2 separate regions of the Homo sapiens genome follow, and region 1 is linked to region 2. Evidence: chromatin contacts called from ENCODE Hi-C data. All regions are on one chromosome and are shown on one strand. Each heading gives the region's core, a stretch centred on a gene start or an enhancer-like site at or near the end of the contact. The rest is flanking DNA. Distances are from core to core; before and after follow the strand shown. Region 1 holds the start of TBX3-AS1 (TBX3 antisense RNA 1). Region 2 holds the start of LHX5-AS1 (LHX5 antisense RNA 1).

What was found. A loop is a pair of places that touch in the nucleus more often than their neighbours do. Pooled maps may share reads with other maps.
Region 1: a pooled map shows a loop between it and region 2 (16-fold over the local background). The contact joins the promoter of TBX3-AS1 here to the promoter of LHX5-AS1 in region 2. A Hi-C loop is called at or near these places in 11 of 37 single-sample maps with no recorded cell type and 11 of 50 pooled maps.

The regions. Positions count from the first base shown.
Region 1 is chr12:114,679,808-114,684,236 of GRCh38, forward strand. TBX3-AS1 (TBX3 antisense RNA 1) reads left to right here and starts at 2,485. Exons shown (of 2, transcript NR_187552.1): 1 at 2,485-2,827. TBX3 (T-box transcription factor 3) reads right to left here and starts at 4,368. Exons shown (of 7, transcript NM_005996.4): 1 at 3,005-4,368; 2 at 1,072-1,339. The coding sequence starts at 3,393. RefSeq lists a promoter at 4,370-4,429.
Region 2 is chr12:113,470,078-113,474,797 of GRCh38, forward strand. It overlaps LHX5-AS1 (LHX5 antisense RNA 1), which reads left to right and starts at 1,926. Exons shown (of 2, transcript NR_126425.1): 1 at 1,926-2,005. It overlaps LHX5 (LIM homeobox 5), which reads right to left and starts at 1,794. Exons shown (of 5, transcript NM_022363.3): 1 at 1,249-1,794. The coding sequence starts at 1,421. RefSeq lists an enhancer at 876-1,676.

The sequences.
Region 1 (4,429 bases), core at 1,235-3,734, 1.2 Mb after region 2:
CCACAGATGTTATCTTCTGGAGAATCCAAATTGCTCCTCAGTTGCCAAAGGGCCCCCCCCACCCTCACCATCTAAGGATCATTCATACCTTGAACCCTAGCCTACCTGAGTACCAAAACTATAATTCCCCTGCCACGTAGCGTGATCACTTGGGAAGGCCAAAGTCTTAAAAGATAGAGAAAAACATGCATTTTAATTTACAAAATGATTCAGTACTTTAAGCGCCCACTAATTGACGAGCCCAATCCACTTAAAGCCCTGAAAGGCTGAACTCTAGAGAGGAATATTTATGCCTTAATCAAATCAAGGGCTTCAAATGCAATTCCTGCCCGCTGAAGATATTTCCGCGCCATTCGCGTCTTCCTGGGCCTAATCTTTCTGCTTACTCCTTGCTTATCACGCTGTTTATTTTATTGAAATGTTGGGGAGGGGTAGGAAAAGGCGCAAAAGGTCCTTTGCCTGATATCTACAAGCAATGAAAGTTTTCTAAGTTTCTAAGCACTGTCACTGAATCCATATATACACTCCCAACACACAAACCATTTTTTTCTGAAGATCTAAGCCTCATTTAGGGTAAGCCGGACTCCCACCTAAGCCCAATTCTTTTTTTAGTAAAAGAACGAGTTTTTAAAAATGTATTCACACCATTTAACCAACAGAGTCAAGGCTCCGAAACGTAAACTCTCCTGAGAAAATAATATCACTGGTTTCAAAACAGAAGTATGATATTTTAAAACAAAACAAATCCTTTAGGAATACATAGCCTTGAAATTGATTTTAGCTCTTAAAAAATGGTTTTTAACTTCACTCTCAGGTCAGGAATCTACCAAAGAGCTGGAATTGCTATAGAACACAAGCCGGTAAGTTTTCTTGCCCCATTTCTTTTAGAACGCCAGGCCTTCCATTATTTGGAGAGAAACACCCCGAATCCTTTTTCCAGACGAGGACAAGTTTGCTATGCTTAGGGAGAAGCAAAGGAGAAGTCTGGGCTGAAACTCATGAAATGGGAAGCACTGCCTTTGACTGAGTGAAGGAGGAGAAAATTTTACTGAAGAGAGCAATGAAACTTACAAATCCATGTTTGTCTGAAATGTTGTTGGTGAGTTTCAGTTTGTGGAAAGTGACGACTTTGGACATCCACTGTTCCCCAGTAGCGGGGCTGTCCGGGTGAATGTACATCCTCTTTGGCATTTCGGGGTCGGCCTTACCAGCCACCATCCACCGAGAATTGTGAAATTTATAACGACAGTCATCAGCAGCTATAATGTCCATCAATAAAATGTATTTGGCTTTTTTATCCAGCCCAGAACATCTCACTTTAAATGGAGGAAACATTCGCCTATAAAACGAAAGAATAGAAAAGAAAAAGAAAGATAAACCACCCGTAATCTTGGGTTTGATTTCCTATGTATCACATAATATTGAAACCAAGTCTAAGACTTTATATTGTGACTGATAAGCTTACATGTTTCAGAGTGAGGCAACTGGTTGCAAAATCGTTTTCTTCCACAACTAACGTATTAAATATTCTCAGTTTCGCCATATTTAGACGTCCCAAGGTTCAAAACAAATGCATTGTGGCACTGCAATTCTCTACATTGTCTAACAATTTCTTCAATATTTTTTTTGTCCTTGCTTGACTTTACAGATTGCCCTCCTGAGAGCAAATTCTTGCCCATGTCTTTTTCTGTGGGTATCTAGATCTAAACAGGTTGGGGTAAGATTTTTGTAAAGCGCGGTCAGTTAAGACTAGAATTTTCCACCACCCATTGATGAGAAAATGTTAAACTTATCAAGGAAATGAACGTCAAGTTGCACCCCTCCCTGCTGCAGAATAGCAATCCCGCTGTGGGCGAAGTGAAACTGGACTTCAGTGAGTTCCCAGAACGAATTTTGCAGACTTCGGTGCACTCCTGGGCCTGATAACCGATCTGCCCGTGGAGCTGCTAACACATTCCCCCACTTCTTAGGCCAGTCCAAAACCGCAAGACTGTGCCACCACATTGCTGTTAATTTCACAGAAGGGTTGGCATTCTGTAGTCTTGACTTAAAAGGAAGCAAGGAAGCACTTTGCTGGAAAACTGACTAAATGTCTTGTGAGTTTGAGGAGGATTTTATGCCAAACTTTGGCCTCATTTAGCTTGGAAGGAGACAGAACGCTTAAGATATCATGAAGGGGATTTTATTTTTGTATCAACTTTATGCCTTTACAGGCTTCAATGCTATTACAAAAAAAAAATCAGTGATTTTAAATGACTATTACAGGATCTTCTCTTCCAGGCAGGTTTTGGTCAGGCAAGGACCTTTAAACATTATGTAAAATATGGTTGATAATATTCACACATTAAAAAAAAGGTGTGTGTCTCCTCACTGGCTCCTTAAGTCTGCAAACATAATCTTAAATTATGCAAAATTGCCTGCTGAACTCGCCCTTGGGTTACAGACACGTGAAGTAGTGTGGGCAAACAAACCAAAATGCCCTTCGATTTCTCTCTGACCAGGGCAGCAGCAGGCCCCTTTAGACCCAGAGGCTAGACTGGAGGGCAGAAAGGGCCGGGGAATGGTGTCAGGCCTCCCAATACCCACACAAAAGGAAAGGGCTTTAAGTTTTTCTCTCTGAGAACAAAATAAAACAGACAACACAACATCAACAAAGAAATAAGGATGTTCCAGGAGGGTTTGAAGAGTGAGTTTCTTGCAGTAGAGTGCCTTTTTTTTTTTTCTTTCCTGCTCCCTGCAGGGATGTCTGTGCTCCACTGAAAAATTCTGTCTGTTCGGGAGGGAACCCAGGATGCAGACCAAATGCAAGACCCATGCAGATGCCCAGGTAAGCTGAAATTTCCTGCCACCGGGGCAGGGCCTGGAAGTCTGTGCATACATTTCTAGGGGAACTAACTTTTCGTCCAAGCCGTAATAACCGACCAACCGACTGTTCTGGGAGCAGAGAAATAAAGGGAGGAAAAAACTCTCCAACAGCTTAGGGGAGGAGGCCCCCACTGCTTACCTTCCCGACTTGGTAATGACCATCTCGGTGCCCCGCTTGTGAAACTGATCCCAAAGTTCTTTAGCCTCCAGGTGCACCTTGGGGTCGTCCTCCACCTCTTCTTCGGGCTCCATGGTCTTCAAAGGCCTCAGATGCGCCTGGGGCCCCAGGGAGGAGAACGGGATGCCGGTCTCGGCCGCCCCCACCAATTGATCCATGATCGGCTTGGCCAGGGCGCCCGGCAGCGAGAGCGCCGCCGCGCCGTTGGGAGGCAGCGTCAGCGCGGGGAAGAACGGCGGCTGGTGACCCAGCACCGCGCTCATGGCGAAGTCCGGCGCCCGGTGAGGTAGGAACGGATGGTAGGCCATGCTTGTCCCAGGAATGACCGGATCTCTCATGGAGAGGCTCATCCACTCCAGGCGGGGCGCTGGGCTCCAGCCGGGGACAAGTCCGCAGCTGCTGTGTTTTGTTGTTTTTTTGTTGTTGTTTAACAGCAGCACATAATTCAAAAGGGGGGAAAAAGCAAAACAAAAAAGAAAGAAAAAAGAAAAGGAGGCAGAAATCACAACTAATGCACTTCAAAGGGAGGAGGGGAAGTGTCTTTTGGAGAATGGGAGGCCGCTTTTAAAGAGGGCAAGGCGAAAAATCAGCAAACATAGTCGCGCGGGTGACCGTCCTTGTGCCTTGCGTTTTTAAAAAGCCGCTCCTGAACGTCGGTTTCAGAAGCGAGAGGAGCGAGCAGGGTCTCGACTCGCGCCCGAGCCCTGCCGCTGAGCTCGAAATAGACACTCCAGCCCTGCGTCCCAGGAATCTCTCTCCAGCCCCTAGGTCTTTTGTTGCAAATGTGAAAGGTTCTCCTAGAAGACTTTTTACCTTTCTTTTTCTTCTTCCCCCGCCCCCTATCTGTCTTCCTCTCCCTCTTTCTCGCTGGTGGCGTCTGCAGCTGTGCTAGACCCGGCTTTAACAGGGAGCGAGAGAGCGGAAAAAGTCTCTCTCCTTTAAAAAAAAAAAAATCTGATTTAAACCCCCTTCTACCAGCGCTATCAAAACTTGAATTGCAAACTGGCTTCCGTTCGCCGCCCTCCTCCTCCTTCCTCTGCTCCGAGCCTCCGGAGGGTGTCTCGGTTTCAATCCAAATCTTGCTGGGCTCTTCTCCCGTGCCTCTCTCTCTTCCTTGTCCTAAAACGTGAGCGAATTCGCTTCCTAAATCTGTGTCCAGGCGCGCAGGGCAGGGAGGATTTAGAGGGGGAAAAAATGGAACAGAGGGAAAGAGAGGGAGGGGAGAGAGAGAGAGAGAGAGAGAGACGGAGTCGGAGAGGGAGGGAGCGAGAGAAAGCGAGAGCTCCTCGCCACCCTCCGCCGCCTCTAGAATTCACCGGGCGTCTGCTCGGCGGCTCTAGAAGGTCGGGCTGCGCTGTGGGCTGCGGGGAGCCGGAGGCCTCTTGA
Region 2 (4,720 bases), core at 676-3,175:
AAGGCCAGGACAGGAATCTCTCAAATCCCCGCTTTCCCGCGTTCCTGATCTCATTCCTTTTCTTTCTTCTTTGAGCTCAGGGAGAAAGCCAGCCTCCCCCGAAATAGGAGATGGGTGAGGCTCAGGTTGGGGGTGGGGTGGGGGAGGACCCAGGACTCTAGGGACCCCACATCTACTCACACCCATGTCTCTAAACAGGGCGAATTTGGGTGACATTGATGTAGTGAGGGCATTAGAAGCCATAAGTCACTTTTGGCCTTATCCGGCAGCGTAATTGGCCATATGCACCTTATCAAAAATCATTAGGCACTTTGCAAGCACTGCTACATTAGGGGCATCGGGCCTCCGGGTCCAGGGAGTTAACACGTGTAAAGGAGCGGCTGACATTTTCTCCCATTCAAATTCTCAGTGCGGAGTCGCTGGGGCCGGCAGGCTGCCTTTCTCTGTGGCGTGATTCACGCCCCCATTCCTCAGCGCGGGGAATTCCTGTTCACAAAGCCGGCTCTGGGTGCCCAGAGGAAACAGGTAGGGCTCAGCTGCCCCAAACTCCAGTGGCTTCCAGGCTGGGGAAACTGAGGCCCAGAGAGGTGATCTGCCCTGGCCAGCCACAGGGCCCACAGGGGTAGGGGGGCTGGGGAGGTGCCACAGCCCAGTCTAGACCCCAGAGGTCCTGATTCTCAGCCTCGATTTCGTTTCTACTTTTCAACATGGGAGGAAATGTTTAAGGGGTTGGGAGGTGGGTGGGGGAGGTTCTCTCCTCCCATCACCAGGGGAGACCTTCCTCGCTGGGCCCCCTCTGGAGCTGAGAAGTTTCTGTTTGGGATTGCGGCCGATGGGCTCACACATTCTGCCTGGAGCGAGAAGCCTTCAGGCGTCTCTAACTCATGCAAAAATCCTTCCTCTCTCTCGGGACGGGGCTTGAAGCTTCTGTCTTGGGGTTGCAGCTGCTTGGAAGGGGCGGAGAGGAGTGGATAGCAAGTTTGTCAGGGCTTCCTCCCTCTGCCCCGCCAGCGCTCTGAGCCGGCCTCGAGCCAACGTGAGGCAGCGAAGCAGCGTCCTTCTTCCTCCGCCTGGGCTCGGGACCTTTCCTGGACCAAGGACAGGAGGAGAGCAAAGTGCTGCCCGCTCCCCATCTAAGCTTGTGATCCGGGGAGGCTGGGATGGGGATGGGGGTATCCCCTTCCCCAGCGCCCCAGTGGAGCGCGCGCAGGGTGGGCGCGCAGGCAGCAGAGCGGCGCGGCCTCTTACCTGAAAAAGTCATTTTTGCAGTAGAGCTTGCCCTCGCGCGAGAAGCACTTCTCCGAGAGGTTGGTTTTGCACTCGCAGCACTGAACACATTTGATGTGCCACGCGCGGTCCAGCACGTTCAGCAGAAAGCGGTCGAGGATGGGCCGCTCGCAACCGGCGCAGTGCACCATCATAGCCCCGCGCCCCGGCGGCTTCGGCCGCCTTGCCCTCCCTTTGGGCCCCTGGCCCTCGGGCCTGCCGGGCCCTCCGCTGCCCTTCGCCTCTTGTCTCAGCAGCTGCAGGGCGAGTCTGGTCCGGACCAAGACTCAGCCGGTCCAGTCCTTGGGCAATCTCTGGCCTGGCGCTGGGCTGCCCGGAGTGGGGTGGTGGGGGGCGGGTGGCGTTCACAACCTCATGCCACGGGCCGCACGCCCCGGCGCCTGTTCCGGGCTTCCCCAGGTATCTCGGGTGGCTGCTGGCCTCGGCGCTGCGGAGCGGCTTTCCCCGGTGGCGGAGGCGCCGGCACTTTCCCCCACTTTCAAGCGGTCCGGATCCTCATCTTTGTCTGGTCGCCGCGTAATTCGCGCATCCTTATTCAGATTTGGTGACGTGGCGCTGCACGTAGGGGGCCCAGCGGCCAATGGGCGCACCGTGGCCATGGCAACCTCTTAAATTTATAGCATATCTAAATTGGCTACAGCGTTGCTGTCCGGACAGAGCAAAAAAAACAAGGCATCAGTATTGTTGAGTATTAGCTTGTACCTGGTTCGGAGGCTAAGTAAGTATTTACCTTCCAGTTTGGGGCTGACGGGGCGGGGGCAGCGCGAAACGAAAATTGCGTCTCTCTTCCTCTCTCTTTCTCCTCACAAATATTTGGGGGTCACGGGTTCCAAGGCCTAGTCCGGGAGGTACCCCTGCCCCCTTCGCCATCCCTGGAACTTGCAGAAGTTGCCCCACGCCCCACACTTCGCTCCCCTTCTCCAGCCCAGCCAGCCCAGATTGGATTCCCCCACCCCCGCGCCCCCTCTGCGCCCTGAAGCTGCGTCAGCGCGGTTCTCCCGGCTCCTGGAGCCGGCCCCGGCTTCTTTTTGTCATACACGGGGCTGGGGCCCAGCCGGGCCTTTCTCATGGAGAGAGCTAGTGGAGACCGCGCGGCCTGGGTAGTTTTCCCCGCCCGGCCGCCGAGCCCAGGCCCAGGCCCAGGGTGGGGAGGCGGGGGAGCAGGAGGGGTGCCATTTGGCCTGGTCCCGAACTCCAGAGTTTCAGGCCTGAGTGCGCTGCTCACGGGGCTCTGAGGGAGATGTGGACAGGGGGAGATTCAGGGTGGACGGGTCTTCCCGCAGACAGCTCGGAGGTGGCACTCACCACGTCTCTCCTTTCCTCGCTGCACCTTCCAGATTCCAGGTCAGCCTATGGGGCACTGTGGTGAGTGGGTCGTACGGCTGAGGCGGGGGACACCAGCGACTATGAGAGCGCTGTTTGTATTCACGCCGTGCGGGCTGGGTGTGCAAGTTCGTCCCCTCATTGGGCGCAGGAGAAGCGGCGCACGTATGTTCCGTGCTCGGCAGGGCGCCCAGAGTGTGAGGAGAGAGAGTGTGTGTGTGTTAAGGGGGAGGGGGGATGTTGGCAGGTGTGCGTGAGGAGGGGGTGTGTGGGTCTGAGTAGGAGAAGGGACCAGGCCTCCTTTCCCCTGGGGCCAGCGTGGCCACCAGGGATCCTAGTTGGGGAAGCCGGGAATGGGCAACCAGGATTTGCCTTTCGCTTCTGGAAAGGGGGCTGAGGGAGTAGGGCCTGGGACCAAGGGCTGGAGCTGGAGGGGTTTGTGCCAGCACTTGGCTGTGAATGTTTGTTTGGGTGTGTTTCCTGAGCTTGTTAGTGTATACTCGCTGTTTGAGAATTCCATTTTTGCATCTGTTTATTGTGTTAGTACCATCAATCCTGTGAGTAAATTTCTGCGTGTGCGTTTTCGTGTGTGCAGATTCGTGTGTTTGTAATTGTGTATGGTCCTGCTAATGTTTGTGTTTATCACTGTGTGCACTTTTATTTTTGTTGGTCTGTGCCTATGTGTGTTTGCTTATTTGAGGATGCATAAATGTGAGGGTGTTTTCATGTGTACGTGTGCATTCACGTAAGAGTGTTTGTGTCTGTGTTTGCAAGCATTGATGTGAAGGTGTACTTTGAAAAATCTGAATGTGTGTGTTTGTGTGTAGGTGAGGGCGTGCATGCTTGAGACCCTGTGTGTATGAGACTGAGCTGGCTTGGTTGTGTTTGTGAGTGCAGAATTCTGAAGAGCTATGTTTGTGTGCCAGTCGCTGTGTGTGTGTGCCTGCAAATGTGTGTATTTGTGCAAACAGTAGTTTTTTGTTTATGCAACTCCTGTAGGCTTTTGTGTGTGTGTGTGTATGTGTGTGTGAGGGGGTTATGTTTGTATTTGTGTTTGTGTGTGTACTCCTAGCTGCGCTTACCTTTGTGGATTCGGAGGTTGAGGGAGCAGGATTTGTGGATGCCTGTGTTGGGGCTCAGGGATGCCCACTTGTCCCCCTTCCTCTCAGGCCTAGCACTGTCCCCCACAGTATCTAGGGGAGGTGATCTTGCTAGGGACAGGGAATTGGTGAGTGCTGGTTACAGAGTGGAGCATTGACTCACCAGCCAGCCCGCTGGAAAAGGAATCCCTAACCCGGGCAGCTTCTGCTTATTGGTGCTGTTACCTGACCCTCTAGCTTGTCAGGGGACAGGCATCTACAGAGCATAGTAGTAACGCTGGTTAGAGCCCAGCTCAACCAGGAACAGGCAGGATGAATCTCACTTGGCCTCCTAGGCTCGGCCATGAGAGACTTCAAATGGAACTGCAGTTTCTGGCAGCACTTGGCCCTGCCCGCCTGGGCTTAAAGGATCCTTGAGCTCTGGCAGGGGCAGAGCTGGAAAGAAATAAGAACCCGAAGAGGAGAGAGGTGCTCAGGCTCCCGGCAGAGGTGAACTGTACTGCCTTCTCCGTCTTTGTCTCACTAGGCTTTTTCTGTCTCTCCCGAGTTCTCACCATATCTCTTTTCCTTTCTGTCTCCGTTTTTCTCTTATGCTCAGAATCTGTTCTCTTTCTGTTTCATTTTCTCTTGGTTCTCCCTTGTTTTCTTTCTCCATTTCTCTCTCTCTCTTTTTTTTTGTTCTCCTCCCCTGGCCTCTCTGCTGGAGCTTCCAAATCCAGCATCCGACTCAAAGCTGAGATGAATGCTCCTTATTTTGCATCGTGCAGATTTTGGGGTGTGGGGGGAAGACTTGCACCCCCACCACGTGCTTCATGATCATTCAGAACCTCCATCCAACCACTTTCTTCTCTGCTCCAGACTAGGCACACTGAGCCCATTCTCCCCCAAACCCCACAAAATATGCAAAGTGCCCTGTCTGGTGTGTGTTTCCAGCCCAGGCTTTGCCCACCCATTGGTGGTGGCTGGGGGCCTGTGTACCCAGCTCTATCTGAATCTCAGATCCACTAGTC